Linked DNA regions of Mus musculus: region 2 is linked to region 1. Evidence: chromatin loops called from intact Hi-C (ENCODE). Cell type or tissue: left cerebral cortex. All regions are shown on one strand. Links, peaks and the distances in the headings refer to the core of each region. The heading gives the core; the rest is flanking DNA. Region 1 overlaps Zfp277 (zinc finger protein 277). Region 2 has its middle 20 kb from the start of Gm40403.

The links. A loop is a pair of places that touch in the nucleus more often than their neighbours do. Peaks named below come from ENCODE experiments on the same cell type or tissue, not always from the same donor. Only the 100,000 strongest peaks of a DNase experiment are listed, where the experiment ranks them.
Region 2: it touches region 1 in a loop (2.1-fold over the local background); 2 of 42 quality-filtered maps call a loop at or near these places.

The regions. Positions count from the first base shown.
Region 1 is chr12:40,323,768-40,328,164 of GRCm38, forward strand. The region is part of intron 7 of Zfp277 (zinc finger protein 277); the gene reads right to left. Among named protein-coding and RNA genes, the nearest start is that of Gm40403, 78 kb to the left of the region's middle. In left cerebral cortex, for the core only: no CTCF peak of the experiment used is centred there; a DNase peak (open chromatin) is centred at 2,059.
Region 2 is chr12:40,265,450-40,269,846 of GRCm38, forward strand. No RefSeq gene overlaps it. Among named protein-coding and RNA genes, the nearest start is that of Gm40403, 20 kb to the left of the region's middle. In left cerebral cortex, for the core only: no CTCF peak of the experiment used is centred there; no DNase peak of the experiment used is centred there.

The sequences.
Region 1 (4,397 bases), core at 133-4,132:
CCTCTTCTGGATTCTTATATCCTGATGCCCCTTTCTCCCTCAGGATGTCCCAGCCAGGCTGGTCTTCCTGTTGCATCTCTGTGTGGTCACTCTGGTCTCTGCTTGAACACACAACTCAGTCCTCCACTGACTGGTCTGTTTAAAGAAAACTCTTCCAAAGAAGAAGATGTCCCTGGGCATGGCCCAGCCATTGTATCTGTGACCTTACTGTGCTGTGGTTATCTGCTATGATAGCCACAATATGAGGCTCCAAGCCTACTGATACAATTAAGTGTTGTTGAAGAAGCTGTAATTGTAGCCACTAATAAGTTGCTCTAGCTCCAATAGATGATCTCCCACCTATGCTCAGTCAAGAAACTCTTAAGTCATTCGCCATTCACAAAAGGAAGACATAAAAATATAGTGCAGAGAGACTTGGCAGGAAGTAAAGTTCCAGGAAGAGAAAGACGGGAAAGTGACTAAAGTTAGTATATAAATGGACAGAGCTCAAACAACGAAAAGTGAAAGACAACAGCACTCCTATGCCAAGACAGTTTATGTTCCTGCAGGAGCTACAGACACGCATGTGCTTCCTATGTGCTTGCCCTTCCTTTGCTATCCATGTCCTCCCCTTGAATGTCCAAGGATACTTGGCCTTTGTTCCTGGTTACATTTGCCGACTCTGTCCATAGTAGATACTGCGAAGTTTCTTTTTTTTTTTTTTTAATGTAACTTTAAAAATATAAAAATTGAGGTCAATTTAGATCTTATTTCAGAAAGATTTTTGTGAGGTAATTAAACAATGTCTATAAAGCACACGCTGGGTATGAATAGGTATTCAATATCTGTTCAAACCTTTTATCGTTTACAGTTAGTGCCTAAGTTCCACTTTTAGGGACTTTGGTTTGGCAAGTCACAGTGTCGGGAAAATGCCACAGGGACGATTAGGGTGCTTTATTCTGGTCCAGTCAGTTTTCACTTTTTCCTTTGAACTTTTTTTTCTCTTTCTGACCTTTCTTCTCTCACTCAACTCTGCTCACGCAGACAGTATACCAAAGCCGATAGAGGGCTACCACTGAACTTTTCAAGGAGCTGACACAGATCGGGTCAAGCCCAGCCTGGCTGGCTTAAGCACAACTATCCTTCTCACTCACTGTCTTTCTTCTGGAAGCCTGGAAGCAGGATTTTCTCAGTTATGGCCATGCCTCTCCCTAAAATAAAGGCATTCATTTAGCTAATACAGAGAACTATGAGCGCCATTATGCTTTAGCGGGAGCAAGAATATCTGTTGTTTAGCAGCTTAATGAGAGGCTTTGAAACTGTCATTATGAATCAACCAAACGAAGCATAAGCTCAGACATGCTGAGACCCACCATACTGTCGTTAGAGACAGTTAATCTGAACTCTGTCATGTACTTTCTAGAGACACTTCTTTAAATGTGAAGGATTTACAGGACTATACCAACTCCTTAGTCTAGGAGCCTACATCTACATGGCTTTGTATAGTTTAGGACAAAACAATATAAAATAAAAATAAAAGAAAATGAAACAAAACAAAGCAGACCAAATGATAAAGGAAACAGTTTCCTTCATTAAGTCTGGGCTTGAATCATGAGTGCCTTAGGGACATGTGGCTGGAGCCCAGCGAGGTTAAGCAGTTCCTTATACCTGAGGCTAGAGTAGCTGAACTCTTGGTTCTTGTTGATGAGGAAATAAAGCAAGATTTTGGGTAGATGATCCAGACTGCAAAGGAGTTCGATGTGTTTGTAAGTCTGTTACATTCCAATGTGCTTGTAAGTCTGTTATATTCAAAAGACTATAAGTTATTAGAGATGGAAACTATCTCACCTAAGAGGAAGCAAAGCACCAGCCAACTTGCTCAGGTCAGAGGGAAGCTGATAACAGCCTCTTGGTCCCTTATCCTCTCACCTTTGGTGCCTGCCGGAGTGCATCTTGCCAGAGTGTCCTGGAGGTTCTGGAGATGCTAGAAGGGTTTGAAATGCAGCAGGAAGCTCCCTGGTGGGTGGCCGAGTTACTACTGACAGAGTCCACAGAGGAGGTGGCATGCTGATTTGGGACAAGATTCTCATTGAATGTGCTCACAGCAGCCTCCCACTCCAGCCTCTAAACTCTGAGTAGAGTTCTGACAATCCGCCCTGCTCGTCTTCTGTTCTAATCTTCTGCTGTCTGGAAGGTGCTGCAACGTGCATGGACTGCACAAAAGAGACAGAAGGGAACATAGCGCAGACGACCATTACGGCTTTGTCACTTGCCTGCGTCCCCATGAGGAATGAGCCACGGATGTCTCTCACTCTTTTGCTTCTATTTATTTATTTATTTATTTATTTATTTATTTGCTTGCTTGTTTGTTTGTTTGTTTTTTCAAGATGGGGCTTCTCTGTGTAGCCGTGGCTGTCCTGGAACTCACTTTGTAGACCAGGCTGGCCTCGAACTCAGAAATCTGCTTGCCTCTGCCTCCCGAGTGCTGAGATTAAATGCATGTCCCACCACGCCCAGCTTGCTTTTATTTTTAAAAAGTAAGTTTTTATCATTAGTTATCACTTAGGCAAAATTTTAGAGAATTTATTCTTCACGTTAATGACTTGTTCTTCACATTAAATACTGCTCATTAACATGTCTAAATTAGGACTATAATGATGCTGAGAAGCTGCCAGCTCTAATTCTTTTCTTCAGTGATGTATTACTACTATTTGGAATAGTCTCTTACATGCATATCCTACGCATTATGCTTTTTAGTTATTAACAGACTCTTTAAGCACCCTGGGATGTTGTTAATGCTGAGGTGTCTGTACACAATTCTTTAGTTCAGGGTCATCATATATCTCAGGGACTTTATTCCTTTCTTCTGTCCCTTTCAAAGGTGTCTGCATCATTTTTAAGAATGCTAGTACATCAGCATACATCTTATTTTTTGGAATAATTTTCATATTTATTAACTATTTGGAAATCATTACATTCTTGCAGATTAAAACCGGTTATACTTTCTGTAGAAGAGAATAGGCCATCAAAAAATCAACAGTTGTTAAAAAACTCAGCTAAAGAATACAATGGAGGTACCACCATTATCTCAACCGTGTGAATGAATAAAACAGATGCTGTAGATAGCTAGTTTACCCTGGCTCTGTAGACTTGTGGAAATTACTAAACCTCACTAGGCTCCAGTCTCCATATCTATAAAGAAGGCTTTCATACTAATGCCTGTGTCCTGGGAACGTGGTTAAATGATTCAGTACACAAATACCTGCGACAATGCCTGGTCCACAGAAAGATCTCTGTCAGTTGCTGTTATTTTAAAAATGGGGTTTATGTCAACAGCATCCTCAGGTTGTGATTTTATTTTCATTTCATATTTACTAAGACCATTATATTCTCCTGAGCCATGAAGTGCTACAGCAAATCTGTGGTTAGTACAACCTATCATGTTCCCCATAGGGACAGGTGGCACTCATAAATAATTTCAGCTTGACAGCCAGGCACACTACTTGATGCTCAGGGATTGAAGTATCACACTTTCCTAATATGCTAGCAGAACACGGGTGTGTGGATCCTTTGAAGTCTCCCTCCAAGGTAGAGACTCCAGCTATACAGTGTTCTGCTAGTTCACAGCTCGTGCATATTAGTTTAAAGGGCCCCGGAAGGAGAACTAGTAAATTGCTTTCATGGTTCGCTACAGCAGCTGCATACCAGTGCTGGCATCCACTCCCTGTTGGAGGGGGCTGGGCCCTGAAGCAGCACTGGCTCTAGGAAGTCATGACTGAATGACTTGAAGAGAAGATGGAAGGACTCAGAGGGTGCCTTTGCTGGTTGTAAAACATTTGTAGAAAACCTTGGCAAGTTCCCAGAGCCAATCTTTAAGCAAATGCTAAACTCACTTCTTGAAGAGAATTTCTGTTTAACACTATATGACTAAGTTAAAACACACAAAAAGTGCACATGAGAGCAGGGACTTCCAACACAGATCTCTCTACCCAACATAGGAAGTGGCTGATAATATGCCTTTAGTCTTTCCAAATCATCAGGCTTCGATTTTAATGTACTTATATTGAGAGGGGGAAGAACAGGGAATTTCAGCATGAGAACTTTCATCCTTCATTGTTCTATAGCACTTGTAATCCTTTTCTAAGTATGGGTAGGACCCCTCATTACATACAATGAAAAAGCTGGAGGACTGAGGCAGGCCTGGTGGCATTCTCCAGTCATTATGTCAGTCCAAAATCCCCTCCCAGAATTTTAAATAACTCTAGGAATGTTGTCTCTAACTGAATATCACTGCTTGTCCTCAAAGGATGAATCTACAGTGGGCAGCAGACAGGATAGAAACTTTATACCTTAAAACATTTAAAATCCGTGGCATGGGCCACCAATCAAAAATATTTGCTTAATAAAATGGAACAGTT
Region 2 (4,397 bases), core at 141-4,140, 58 kb before region 1:
CTCTCACTGACGATCTAACTCCCTCTCTCTTCCTCTCTCTCTTTCTTTCACTGAATCCTTTTTGCCCATCTCTGTTCTACTAGAAGGCAAGTGAGTTTCCTAACAGTTTCAATCCCCTCATCTTGTGGCATTCTTATGAAGAAACTCACCATCTCGTTTAGCATCTGCTACCCCTGTAAGCAGCTGACCCAGGAAGCACAGGGCCCGAGTGAGCTTCTGCTCGGAATGCAGCAGTTTTCCAGGACCCTGGTAGAAACTAGTGATACATTCAGATTCAAATAGGAGGGGTGGACAGAGCATAGGGAAATTATATGGGTTTGGGTAGAATTCCAGGACAAGCAAAAGCCTAGTCAGAACTTAAGAATGGGACAGAGGGAAGGAAAGGACACAGAGAGAAAACAAATGATCCGACCTGGCTGAAGGATTCAGTGGCCCTCATCGGCCCTGTAGGGAGGAAGCCAGGGAAATAGATACCCACCATACTTCCTCCTCTAGCCTCCCAAGGCCCAGGTCAGGGGATAGGGAGAGTCTGTAGGCTGAAGCAGAGAGTGTGACTTGGACCTGGGCACCCAGAGGCCTAGCATACACATTTTGAAGCATCGAGACATTTCAAATTCAGCATATCTCATAGCAAAGCGCTCATCAAACCACTCCCTAGACCTTGCCAGACTGGTCCTTTCTGTTGTTCCCAAACTTAGGAAGGGGCCCACACACCAACTGGCTTATCCAAGGAGAGAGACGTATAGGAGGGATTGCTGGATGGTCTGCTCTACTTCACTTGCATGAGCTGCAACACAGTCCGAGCACACTGTGTAGTCAAGTTCAAGAACATGACGATGATAACTACTGTCTCCCAGGGTTTGAATTCTTGAGCCGAGAGGACCATCAAGGGACATAAGTTGTTGTGGGTGGCCTTCTTGTGGTGTCCACTGGCATTGGAGGTCCCTGATCTCCCATTAGTCCATGAGCATTGCCTCCTAGCTCCTGCCTAGAGAGCCTCCTTTTGCCACGGTTGGTGAAAGTTAGTTTTTGCTGCTTATCCAAGAGCCTTAATGAGAAAAATAAAATGTCAACTAGAAACTTGGCTTAATGAGTACTGCCAGACTCCTGCCACCCGCAGAGACAAGAACGACACGGACACCAAGTCGGGTTCACGCAACAGCTTCTTCTTTTACTCCTTCTTGCAGCTTTTTCTTACAACTCTCTCCACTTAGGCAATTCTGCTCCTTAAACATGCCATTCCCCTTCATAACCTATGGAAACTTCCAAAAATGGAGCAATGAGAGTGGTAATGTTATTAATTTAAACATGCAAGGCTGCTACATGTGATTGAATGGAACCCCGTGCCAACGTTAATAGTGGGTCTCTGGGGGACGGCTTAAAGGTCACTTTCTTCCATCTTTGAGTCTTTGATCCCAAGTTTTCAAATTGTGTGAGTGAGTACATATCACTCTTGTAACTAGATTTTGCAAAGTAAGTAGGTGTACTAATGCTAAAATAACAGTAAGGCAGGTCTCACATCATATACCAAGACAGCAGAAAAGAGAAACTGCAGAATTGTGTCAAAGTACAATACTAAGGTGCCCTTTTCAGGAATGCTTACATCACCTGTTCATACCAACTCACACTCACACACAAAGTCACATAGTCAATGTCATTATTCAGTGAACATGTATTAAGCATCCACTACGCATGTCTCAGGCAATCAAAAGAGTGAACCATCTTACTGTGTGTGGGTACTCCAAGTAGTCTGTGGCCAGACTACATTCAAGTCACCTGAGGTATTTGTGAAAAGATGATATCTGGATCAACCCCCATCCTCTCCTCATCCCAGATGCCAAGAAGACAACTGAGGAAGATTAAAACTTGACCTTGAATAGTCTAACACATTAAGTGTCCAAAGTGACAGACATTCCAGCCTGTATAAAACAAAAGCAGTCGAGACACAATCCCAGGATTCTAGCCTGACCACTTTTAAACAATGTCCAAAACATCAATATTACAGATTTACACTTTTGCCATCTTAAGAGTAGACATACAGGAGTTAAAAGCTGGATGTGGAGGCGTCAGTGGCCTGAAAGAATAATTGATGGCGTTATTACCCTCTTGTTTCTCCTTCAGACAGACTGTTTGGTTAACAAATTATGCCTCCGTTATATGCCATCTATGACCAATAATAAACACAGCTGGATTTTCACAGCTGTTGTGAATAGAGAATGTCTTATACACACAACTGGAGTGCAGCTCAGCTGACTCTGGAGTACCATTACCTTTGAGACACGAAACAGGAAGGAAATTTACATTAAGTGTTTTTTTTTTTAATTGCAACATAAATATTAACAGGGCCCTTTAAACCCACAAATCCTTATGCTGCCCCTGTTAATCATAGACAACTCATTTGCTTGACTTGTTCTCTCACTCAGTCAGTTACAGAGACATCGCATGCCACGGTTTGAAGGCAGGCTGTGTAGGGTCCAGTTTACTGAAATACCTTCCTTTTAAAAAGAAGTTGGGGCTGGAGAGATTGCCCAGTGGTTAAGAGATCACGGGCTGCTCTTGCAGAGGTCCGTGGTTTGGTTCTCAGCACACACACAACAGCAGCTCATAATCATCTGTGACTGTAGTTCTAGGGAGTCACACGCCCTCTTCTCACTGGATAATGGATAATGTTGCCCGTGGTTCATTTATACATATGATGGCAAAATACATAAAATAAAAATAAATAAATCTCTTTTTAAAAACAAAGGTTTACAAACCATGTAGGGGAAAAAAAAAAAAACCCAGACAGGAGAGACAGTAAGCAAGATTGCCCCAAACATGAACATAGAAGACACTAAGAGTGCTTCAAGGTGGTAGAGGGACTGGCACTTACTTTCAACAGAGCAACCTTGCCTCTGACAGCTCAGCTCATTAGGGAATGAAACAAACTCTTCAACAACTGAAGGTGGGAGTCCAAGGATTAGCAGTGCTTGGAGCCTGCACAGCAGCAGGAAGAGGAAGCTAAGAGGAAGAACAGCTCTTGAGAGTTCCATGTAGGACTGAGCCTGCTATGTTGCCAGGAAATCTTGAGAAACGTGGAAACAAGTGTTTGGAAGTGCTGGTCTTAGGCTCAGTAGAGAGCACTAGGCCAAAGTTCCCTGTTGGCCTGCAAGCCAACGTAGAAGCTCTACTCTCAACTGGAAATATGATCTTCACCCTTTCTTGTTCTCAGCTTCCTAATCTGCAAAGTGAAGGCACCAGGTCAAGTTCATGGGATCCAACTAGTCTGTGATATGATTTTCAGTGGAAAAAATTAGATTTTTGCTGGATTTTGTTAATTTAAATACTTTTATGTATATTCACATGTGTGCAGGTACACATTCACGTGTATACAAGTACATATGTATACATTCACATCTGCGCATATGCTTATAGAGCCCAGGGTTCAACATGGTGTTTCTTCAAATGCTATCTTATTTTTTGAGACAAGGGGTCTCTCCGAGCCTGGAGCTTACTGGTTCAAATACATTACATGGTTGGCAAATCTCAGGAACTCTCTTGTCTCTACTGGGCACTGGGATTACAGGTGAGTGTTGCCAGCTTGGCTTTCTACACGAATAGTGGAGATCCCAAGTCAGGTCCTTGTGCTTCATGGCCAGCACGTTACAAATGGAGCCATCTCTCCACTCCCTAATTTTAATTTAATTTTTGTATTTGTTTATTTCTTTATTATGGGCGGCGCAGAGGACAACTTTCAGGAGTCAGTTCTCTTCTTCCACTGGGGATTCAGGGGGTCAAACTCAGGCTGTCCTGCTTGTGTGGCCAGCACTTCTCCTTTCTGAAACATCTTGCCAGCTTGCAAACACCTAATTTTAATGTGTTTTAAATAAAAATACTACACAGAAACTGCTTGGTCACACTGATGGCAGTTTTTTGGCAAGTAAATAGGAAAAGCAAACCTAAAAAATTATATACATGTTTGTGTGTGTGTGCATGTGCGTGTGCATGTTAAGTAAGTAACACAGGCAGTATACAGATGTGGTGGAATGTGAGAACTCTTTAAATGTTGATGGTAACAGTGCTTCAGTCACTGGGCAGTGGTGGTACACACCTTTAATTCCAGCACTTGGGAGGCAAAGGTAGGCAGATCTGAGTTCAAGGCCAGTCTGGTCTACAGAACTGGTTTCAGCATAGCTAGGCCCGCACAAAGAAATCCTGACTCATAAATAAATAAATAAATAAATAAATAAATAAAAGTGTGTGTATGTTCATTCCCAATAGTCTAAGATTTCTTTAAAACTAAAACTTTGTTGGATTTTCAAAGCAAAGTGAAAGAAAACAGTGAGAGCTTCAAAGCAAGGGTGTGCCAGAAGGGCAAGAGGCTTGGTGAAATGAAGGGACGTACCTTGGTATGAGGG